2 separate regions of the Homo sapiens genome follow, and region 1 is linked to region 2. A link is a contact called in ENCODE Hi-C or POLR2A ChIA-PET data. All regions are on one chromosome and are shown on one strand. Each heading gives the region's core, a stretch centred on a gene start or an enhancer-like site at or near the end of the contact. The rest is flanking DNA. Distances are from core to core; before and after follow the strand shown. Region 1 overlaps AGAP1 (ArfGAP with GTPase domain, ankyrin repeat and PH domain 1). Region 2 overlaps AGAP1 (ArfGAP with GTPase domain, ankyrin repeat and PH domain 1).

Region 1 (4,358 bases), core at 1,609-4,108, 62 kb after region 2:
CTTATCACAGGAACAGCACCAAGGGGACGGTGCTCAGCCATTCATGAAGGATCCACCCCATGATCCAGTCACCTCCCACCAGGCCCCACCTCCAACACTGGGGGTTACCGTTCGACATGAGGTTTGGGATGGGGACAAGGATTCACACCATATCAGTGTCTTATGCATAGTAAAACATTTTATGAATGATTGTCTCTATGTGCTGTAGCTGTATATCCTCCAGTATGGTAGCCACAGGCCACTTGTGGCTAAATTTAAGTGAAATGAAAGATTCAGTTCCTTGGGCACACTAGCCACGTTTTCCAGGCCTGACAGCCATGTGCTGCTGATGGCTGCCTTATTGGACCACACAGATAGTGAAAGGTTTCTGTCACGGCTGAGAGGTTCTGTTGGCCAGTGCTTGTTCAGCTAAGGTTAAAATATTAACCACCTACACTTCCTTTGTATCTAAACCCATTTCCTTGGTTCTTTTCCAATACTTATTTCCTGGGTAGCCCTTTGTGTTACAGGGAAATTGTGAATTTTCATATTAAAGGCAACTCACCTGGGATATGGCTTGCTGAAAGGGAAGAGGCAGACGCTGTAGTATATAGTCAGTGCTCAATGAAGGGAAAGGGGCTTCACTTCCCCAACAGAGTGGCCCTCCAAAAGGGTCTCACTTTGTAGCCCAGGCTGGTCTCAAACTCCTAGGCTCAAATGGTCCTCCAATCTTGGCCTCCCAAAGTGCTGGGACTACAGGCGTTTGCCACCACATCCAGCTGCTGCTCCATCTTTAAAGTTGTCTTGCCCACACTTTGTGTGTGTGTGTGTGTGTGTGTGTGTATACATATATATGTATACACACACACACACACACACACACACACTTTTTTTTTTTTTTTTTGAAGCAGCTCGTCTTTATTGAAACTTCTTAAAACATCCAACCTGATTTTCAAAGCTCACAGCTCTGCTCCTGGCTTTGGGGGCTTAGCCTCTAATTTGGGTCTGAACTTTATTGAGCTTTGCTTGGCAAATGCAATGAAGAAAGTGTTACCAGGTGGCATTACTGAGAGCCCTTGAGGGTGGGGGGAGATTGCGTGCCGTGCCCTGTGTGTGTGTCAGCTGACTCTTGACCCCCGCTTGCAGCTCAGCATGGCTGTGTGACTTAGGACTTTCTAGATGCACATAATTTCAGGAGTGGTATTTGAGTGCATTTGGCACCAGGCATGGGGTGGCTGAGCCCCATCAGTGGCACCTCACTGTTGCTGTGCACTGGTGGGGTAGTTCTTCAGGCAGTGGGGGTGATATCCATCAGCAGGTTCCACCACTGGGCACCACCACCCTTCCCCCGCAGGTGCTCCTCTGTCCTCTAGATGTCCTGCCTCCTGCGTCCTTTGCACCATACCCCACAGGTCCTGCCACCCCTGCTCATCATCTCTCTTGCTGTTTTCATCTCTGAAGTCCCTCCTATAGGGGCTTCCTGCCCACTTCTCTGCACCTGGGCTTCTGCCCCAGCTAAAATCTCACCTCTCCAGAAAATAGTGGCCAACTTCCCCATCACCTTGGCTAGAAGTCACCCCTCCATTTGGAATGCCACAGCAGCTGCCCTTAGAGTCTTCCTGCTCTGGCAGGCCGTTGTGTGCATCACACTGACTTCAGCCCCACAAAGGAGGACCTACTGTGTGCTCAGCGTGTGCCCAGCTCTGAGTGAGGCTACACATGTGAACAGGACCAGCTCGGCTGCGGGAGCTCCTGGTGTTGGGGGCAGGCAAGCAGACATTCTGCCTGAGACTCCTTTTAGAACGTGAATGAGAAGCAGCACGAGAGTTGCTGTCAGACTCCCCGATTGCTCCATCTTTTTTCTTCTTCTTCTTCTTCTTCTTCTTCTTCTTCTTCTTCTTCTTCTTCTTCTTCTTCTTCTTCTTCTTCTTCTTCTTCTTCTTCTTTCTTCTTTCTTCTTTCTTCTTTCTTCTTTCTTCTTCTTCTTCCTTTTTTTTTTTTTTAAAGATAGAATCTCACTCTGTTACCCAGGCTGCATTGCAGTGGCACAGACAGCTCCCTGCACCCTGGATCTCCTGGGCTCAAGTGCTCCTAGAGTAGCTGGGCCACAGGCATGTACCACCATGCCTGGTTACTTTTTTACTTCTTTGTAGAGACAGGGTTTTACTTTGTTGCCTAGGCTGGTCTCAAATTCTTGGGCTGAAGTGATCCTTAGCCCCTCAAAGTGCTGGGATTACAGGTGTGTGTCCCTGCACCCGGCTGCTGCTCCATCTTTAAAATTGTCTTACCCACACGTACTTACATTTTTTGTTTTTTAAAGCAGCTTGTTTCATTGAGACTTACCAAAACATTCAACTTAATTTTCATAGGAAAAAGTCCTCTTATTTAAATTCTTATTTAGTCAGTGTGTATAATGTTTAATCAAATGATGTCATTATAGTTACTATTATTAAAACTCCCATTTCATCGATTTGTGTGATATTTAAGTGATGTGATAATAGTTAGAAGGAAGCGTATGGAAGAAAGTGTGGCAACAACACTGCTGACACTGGAGGACAGAATTCTGGTCTCTGCAAACGGCATGAGTGCGCCCCATGAGTGCGCCCCATCACCAGCAGGTGGGCTTGGCAGGTGTGCCCCGGCTCATCTGGAGAGTCAGGTCAGGGGTGGCTGGTCAGGATAGCTGTTACCACATGGAATGTGCATTCCTAAATCCAAATGCTTGCCTCACCCCAGTGCTGAGCCTGGCCAGCTGAGAGGCTGGAGACCCCGTGTATTCATGGCTGGGGCTGGCTCCTGGCAGAGCCTCCCAGCGGGTTGGCATTCTGTTCAGCTTTCCCCTGCTGTCGCACAACCTTTTTATTGACCCCTCCCTTCCTGTGTTGGCCAGGAGCCCACTGGCTTCACCAGACCCTGACTGTTAGCTGGTCAGGGAGGCAGGGCCTGGGTGCCTTGGGGCCTGTCCTATCTGAGGTCCACAGCCTGCAGGGACATCACCTAAAAGTTGTCATCAGCTTCATTAGCAGCACTCAGGCCCAGCTGGGCATTCAGCTGTGACTGCATTCTGGCACCTGAAGCATCTGGGCCTGGACGGACTCTTTCAGGTTGTTTGGATAATCATCCTAAAAACGCCTCTGAGATCCACCCCCACTCCTGCCATCAGGCATTAAAATCTTCCGAACAGAAAAGCTGAAAATGTTCCCTTACCTTAAGGGAAAGGCCTCAATGGATTGATTTAATTGTATGTGTGAAGCATTTTTTCTTCTTTGCTAAATGCATAAACTGTATAACGAAATGTAATTAGTGAAGGTGCATTATCTGATAAAGTAAATCTCAGCCACTGGGAAGAGCCCTTTTTGGCAGTGTAGTTTCTCTTTTAATAGCTGTGATCAGATTATACCTTTAAATCTCTTTAAACACTTCCCACCACTGAAGTCTTTGGTTTCCTTGATTTGATAGTTTTTACCAGGCTGTTCAAAAAGTCAAGCAGTGTTCTTTTAGGTCCTTTTTGGTTCTGTGCGACAGTTAATGAATAGTCATGTGCATTTGACCCCTAAAAGGAAGGTCTTTTGCTTTTTAAAGAGACTGTATTAAGAGGAATAATGGACCAAGTACACCAGGAGGGAATGAACGAGAAAAATAAAAGAAAGAAAATCACACAAGACCAAATAACTAATTTTGAATATTTTCTGAGACCTTTGGTTTAGAATCTAAACTTTGTTGAGGCTGGGCGCAGTGGAGCACGCGTGTAATTCTAGCACTTAGGGAGGCCGAGGCAAATGGATCACTTGAGCTCAGGAGTTCGACACCAGCCTAGGCAACATGGCAAAGCCCTGACTCTTCCAAACATACAAAAATCAGCGAGGCATGGAGGCAGACACCTATGGTCCCAGGTACATGGGAGGCTGAGGTGGGATGATCGCTGGAGCTTGGGAAGTTGAGGGTGCAGTGAGCCACGATCGTACCACTGCACTCCAGCCTGGGTGACAGAGTGAGATCCTGTCTCGAAAAAACAAAAACAACAAACCAAAAAAAAAGGTGACATTGAGAATAAAGAGATGGTGGTTGGATTTGTGGCTATTTTTCCAGCTGCTCAATAGTTGTACAAAATGTAGCTTGATATGATGAGTGTTTCCAAAATTCCTAAATTACATGTCATGTTTGTTGATTATTTGTATATGTTTTAATGTGTATTAAAAAGACACCAAAGGTGTGAGTTCATAAATATTAATACTTAGGATAAACTTAAGATTTGAAAGAATTTAAAGTTGAAGAGAGTTGAAGTAGGTGATAGTTTAGGTGGTCTTTGAATGTGGCAGAAGCCACAAAGGTGGTGCATGAAGTTTGGGAAAAGCTGAGCCGAGGAAACTGGAAGGCTT
Region 2 (4,555 bases), core at 296-2,795:
GCTGTGAACAGCACATATGAGGGATCTAGATTTGGCGCTCCTTATGAGACTCTGATGCCTGATGATCTGTCACTGTCTCCTGTCCCCCCCAGCTGGGACCCTCTAGTTGCAGGAAAACAAGCTCAGGGCTCCCACTGATTCTACGTTATGGTGAGTTGTAGAATTTTTTTCATTATATATTACAATGCAGTAATGATAGAAATAAGGTGCACAATAAATGTAATGCATTTGAATCATCATGAAACCATCCCCCTGCCTCCCTTCAGTGGGAAAATTGTCTTCCACGAAACCGGTCCCTGATGCCAAGAAGGTTAGGGACCACTGCAGTAAAGGACCCCTTCTTTGACTGGCTTCATTCAGTCAGCATGATGATTTTTAGGGTCATTCAAGTTGTTACATATATCCATAGCTTTTTCTTTTTCATTGCTGAGTAATGTTCCATTGTATGGATTTACTACAGTGTTTTTATCCTGTGGATGGATATTGATGGAGTTGTTTCCAGTTCTTGGCTTTTACAAATAGAGGTGCTGTGAACATTCACGTGCAAGTCTTCATATGGGCACGTGCTTTCATTTCTCTTGGGTAGATACCTAGGAGTGGAGTGGCTGGGAGATGTGCTGGGTATATAATTAACTTTTATGTAAACTGCCTGCTGTTTTCCAAATTGGTTGATTTTACTCTCCCGCCGGCAGTGTGAGAGTGTCCACTTTGGGCTTAAGTTCAGCAGGCTTCTGGCAGTGATGGGATAGCAGCTGTCCTTAAGAAAGAGCATTTGCCCTCTGTGTCTCTTGGGCTGTGAAGTGTCTTGTACTGATGAGGGGGGTGGGAGGCTATAGGAGTGAGGCTGAGGAGGGAAAGGAGAAGCCTCAGAAAGAGGTGCAGACTGAAGACCACCTTAGAAGGTCGCAAAATCCAAGGGAGCAGAGCCAGTGTGCCTCTCCTTGTGACCTCTGGCCTCAGTTTCCCTGTCTGTAAATCCGGATGTTTGGCCAAGATCAGTTTTCAACAAGGTGCTGGGTGGGGGGGCGGGGGGCGGCGGTGTATGGCGTGCAAGCATTGTAGCCCCCAAGAGGACATTTGGCCATGTCTGGGGCAATTTTCGGTTTGTTACAACTTTGGGGTGTCATGGTTGTTACTGGCACGTGGCAGGTGGAGGTGAGGGATGCTGCCCAAGATCCCGCAATGCCTGGGGCAGCCCTGAGTCTTCGTCATCCCGAGACTGAGAGCCCCAGGTCAGATGAGCTCTGTGACCCCCTCAGCCTCTGATCCACACTCACCAAGGATTACTCTGGTGCACGATTCTGTTTCGGTGGGAGCTGGTGTAATTATCTAGAGGTGTGTCTACCTGTGTGCCCAGAGGGGCCCGCCCTCTCGGTGAGCAAGGACACCTGGTTCCCTGGGGTCTGAGCCAGGCCCTCAGGGAGGGGGGCAGCCAGGAGCCGCAGGGGGCTCAGCCAGCTCCTGGCCCTCAAGTGTTCTAGGAAACCGGCTTCTCTGTGGGGATGTGACTCTCCCTCACTCCTCCCATTGCCTGAGTAGGCAAATTCCACCTAGCTCTTTATGACTAACTGCCTGGCAGCCTGAGCTCAGGGCAGTTCCTAACGAACTTCTTTGATTATTAACCTATGCTGGGCCCAGGGAAATTACTCACTTGTTTTCTGGCCAAGAGAAAATCTCCTGGAAACTTCTATATATAAATCTTTTTGACAATTCCGCATTCAAGAGAGTTCCCCTGGCAGTTCTTCTATTTGTAGGGTGGGGAGAAAAACCCATGTAATTTCCCCAAACTGTGGATTTTGTTCCTATAGAACATGCTTGTGAGATTCAGTGTGCGTATTTGTGTGAGTGTGTGTGAATGTGTGTGTGAATGTATGAGTGTGGATGTGTGTGAATGTGTGTGTGTATGTGAATGTGTGTGAATGTGAGTGTGAATGAGTATGTGGATGTGTGTGAATGTGTGAATGTGTATGTGTGGGTGTGAATGTGTGTGTAAAGGTGATTGTGAGTGTGTGAATGCGTGTGTGAATGCGTGTGTGACTGTGTGAATGTGTGAGGTGTGAATGTGTGTGAATGGATGTGTGTGTGAATGCGTATGTGTGAATGTGAATGCGTGTGTGAATGTGTGTGTGTGTGAATGTGTGTGTGTGTGGTGATGGTCATTGTCCACATTGGTGGTCTTGTCACTCACTTCTTGATCTGTTGCTGCATCAGCAGAATGCTGGGCAGATGGCTGCATCTTGTTTGGGAGTTTGGGAGTTTTCTTTGAGTATCTGTTTTTTAACTTTCAGGGGAGAATACCAAGGTTGGGAAACACTGGTTTTGCTGACATAAGAATAAGAAAATTGGCCAGGTGCATTGGCTCACACCTGTGATCCCAACACTTTGGGAGACCGAAGTGGGAGGATTGCTTGAAGCTAGGAGTTCAAGACCAGCCTGGGTAACATAGGGAGACCCCCATCTCTACGAAAAAACAAAACACCCAGGTGTGTTGGTGCTGCCTATGGTCCCAGCTGCTCAGGAGGCTGAGGTGAGAGGATTGCTTGAGCCTAGGAGGTTGAGGCTGCAGTGAGCCATGATTGCACCACTACCCTCCAACCTGGGCAACAGAGTGAGACCCTATCATTAAAAATCAGTCAATCAATCAATCAGTCAATCCATGCGCGTCCTCCCCCATTCCTGCCTTGATTTCCCTGTTAGGATTTGCCATGGGGTGGGCAGCTGGGCAAAGGCATCTGAGCTGGAGGTAGGTGATAAGCTCCCTGGGCCTCCCACCCTGCCTGCCTCTGCTCAGTGGCTCCTGGGTCCCTCCTGACCATGTAACCTTTGCGCCAGCCAGAGAATCTGCCCTTTGCCTTCCTCTCCAGGAAGTTGTTGAGATACATGAGTGAAAATATTATTCTTTTAAGTGCTTTGGATGTTATAAAAAATACACTGTGCCATTAATGCTCGTGCAGGGCTCCCGGCCGGCCTAGGCCCTCTGCACTTGAGATTCCTCTGGCAGCATCTGTTTAGAACTGGGCACTCCTGGTTCTGGTCAAGTTTATCCTGACCAGTTCATTTCATGGCAGTTCTGGTCATTTTTGAGAAAATCTAGTTTGCACTTTCATTGGGCCCCTTTGTGTTTTCTAGTTCAGATGTGGCTTCTCTAGCTTTTTCTTGCTGCTAAATGGTCTTAAAGGTTTGAGATCAGTGTCTCAGACTTTAGCCTGCGTCAGGATCACCTCAGGTCACGTTTTAACTGAGGGTGGGTTAAAATGCAGATCACTGTGCCGGGCGCGGGTGGCTCATGCCTGTAATCCCAACACTTTGGGAGGCTGAGGCGGGCAGATTGCTTGAAGTCAGGAGTTAGAGACCAGCATGGCCAACATGGTGAAACCCCGTCTCTACTAAAAATACAAAAATTAGCCAGTAGTGGTGGCAGGCGCCTATAATCCCAGCTATTTGGGAGGTTGAGGCAGGAGAATCCCTTGAACCCAGGAGGCAGAGGTCGCAGCGAACTGAGATCGCGCCACTGTACTCCAGCCTGGGCGGCAGAGCAAGACTCCGTCTCAGAAAAAAAAAAAAAAAAAAAAAAAAAGAAATGCAGATCACTGGGCTCCACCCCCAGAAGTTCTGATTCAGTGGGTGGCGGGTGAGGCCTGGGAACTTCATGACGAGCCCCCTGGCAAGGCTGCTGCTGCCATTTTGGTGCCACACTTTGGGTACTATGGCTTTGGGCACTCCCAATCCAGGTGCCATGGCATGGGGAGCAGTGGGTGAACCAAATCCTGGAGCCTGGACTGTTCCATTGGGTGCATTTCTGGCTGGCAGATAGAGGACCACCCAGCTGTGCTTGATGGGGTCTAGAAGCATTGAAACTGGTTTGCCGTTATGATGTCCATGAGGTTGGAGTCCTTTCTTAGTTAAAAAATCTGAAGACCCAACAACACACAGCACCCCCACGCTGAACCCTCCCGAGAATGATTGAGCTCTTCCAAATAAAGGGCGATTTTGTAGCTTTTCAAGTTTTAACAGTTTGATAACTCCCAGGCTCCTGTTGAGATGCTTTGTGATGAGGTTGTGCGTTCCCCTGTATCTTTCCTGTGGGTGTTTATGTGTACAGAACACATGTATCTGTATTTACGTGACTGAGCACAGGCGATTTCCCCGAGTCTCACCTTGGTGTGTGCCAGTGCATGCGCGTGCGCGCGCGCACACACACACACACACACACATACCTCCTCTCAGAGAATGTTGATGTGGCAATTCATGTTTGACAGCTGGGTTAACCCATAAATAGATCCCAAAATATAAATTTACCCAGACCTCAACCTGCTTAAGCCTTTAAATAGCTCACTAGGGCTTTTAGAATGAAGTTGAAATTCCTTGGCCTCACCCTTAAGCCTTTTTAGAAGGAGTCATGGAGGAAGTAAAGAAATGGAAATGGAGTTGCCTCGCTGGGCTCCCAGGCCCTTTGCCGTGGCCCTGCCTGCTCTCCAGCCTGGTCTCACCCCACCTGTGGCACCTTCGCTGTGGAGGATACCGTCAGCCAGGCTCACAGTTCCTGGCAGGCCAC

The links. Hi-C counts contacts between places; a loop is a spot of excess contacts on that map. ChIA-PET counts read pairs that join two places held with the same protein, here RNA polymerase II (POLR2A). Pooled maps may share reads with other maps.
Region 1: a map of posterior cingulate gyrus shows a loop between it and region 2 (2.5-fold over the local background). The contact joins two enhancer-like sites. A Hi-C loop is called at or near these places in 5 of 168 maps with a recorded cell type or tissue (IMR-90, heart left ventricle, heart right ventricle and 2 more), 2 of 37 single-sample maps with no recorded cell type and 5 of 50 pooled maps. POLR2A ChIA-PET finds 5 or more read pairs at or near these places in 2 of 52 experiments (A549 and A673).

The regions. Positions count from the first base shown.
Region 1 is chr2:235,571,138-235,575,495 of GRCh38, forward strand. All of the region lies in intron 1 of AGAP1 (ArfGAP with GTPase domain, ankyrin repeat and PH domain 1), which reads left to right. Among named protein-coding and RNA genes, the nearest start is that of TNRC17, 55 kb to the left of the region's middle. Within about 2 kb of position 2,859, at least 2 of the 41 ENCODE cell types and tissues checked have a DNase peak (open chromatin) inside an H3K27ac peak, as active enhancers do.
Region 2 is chr2:235,509,971-235,514,525 of GRCh38, forward strand. The region is part of intron 1 of AGAP1 (ArfGAP with GTPase domain, ankyrin repeat and PH domain 1); the gene reads left to right. It overlaps TNRC17 (trinucleotide repeat containing 17), which reads right to left. Exons shown (of 1, transcript NR_146582.1): 1 at 3,770-4,555. Among named protein-coding and RNA genes, the nearest start is that of TNRC17, 5.7 kb to the right of the region's middle. Within about 2 kb of position 1,546, at least 8 of the 41 ENCODE cell types and tissues checked have a DNase peak (open chromatin) inside an H3K27ac peak, as active enhancers do.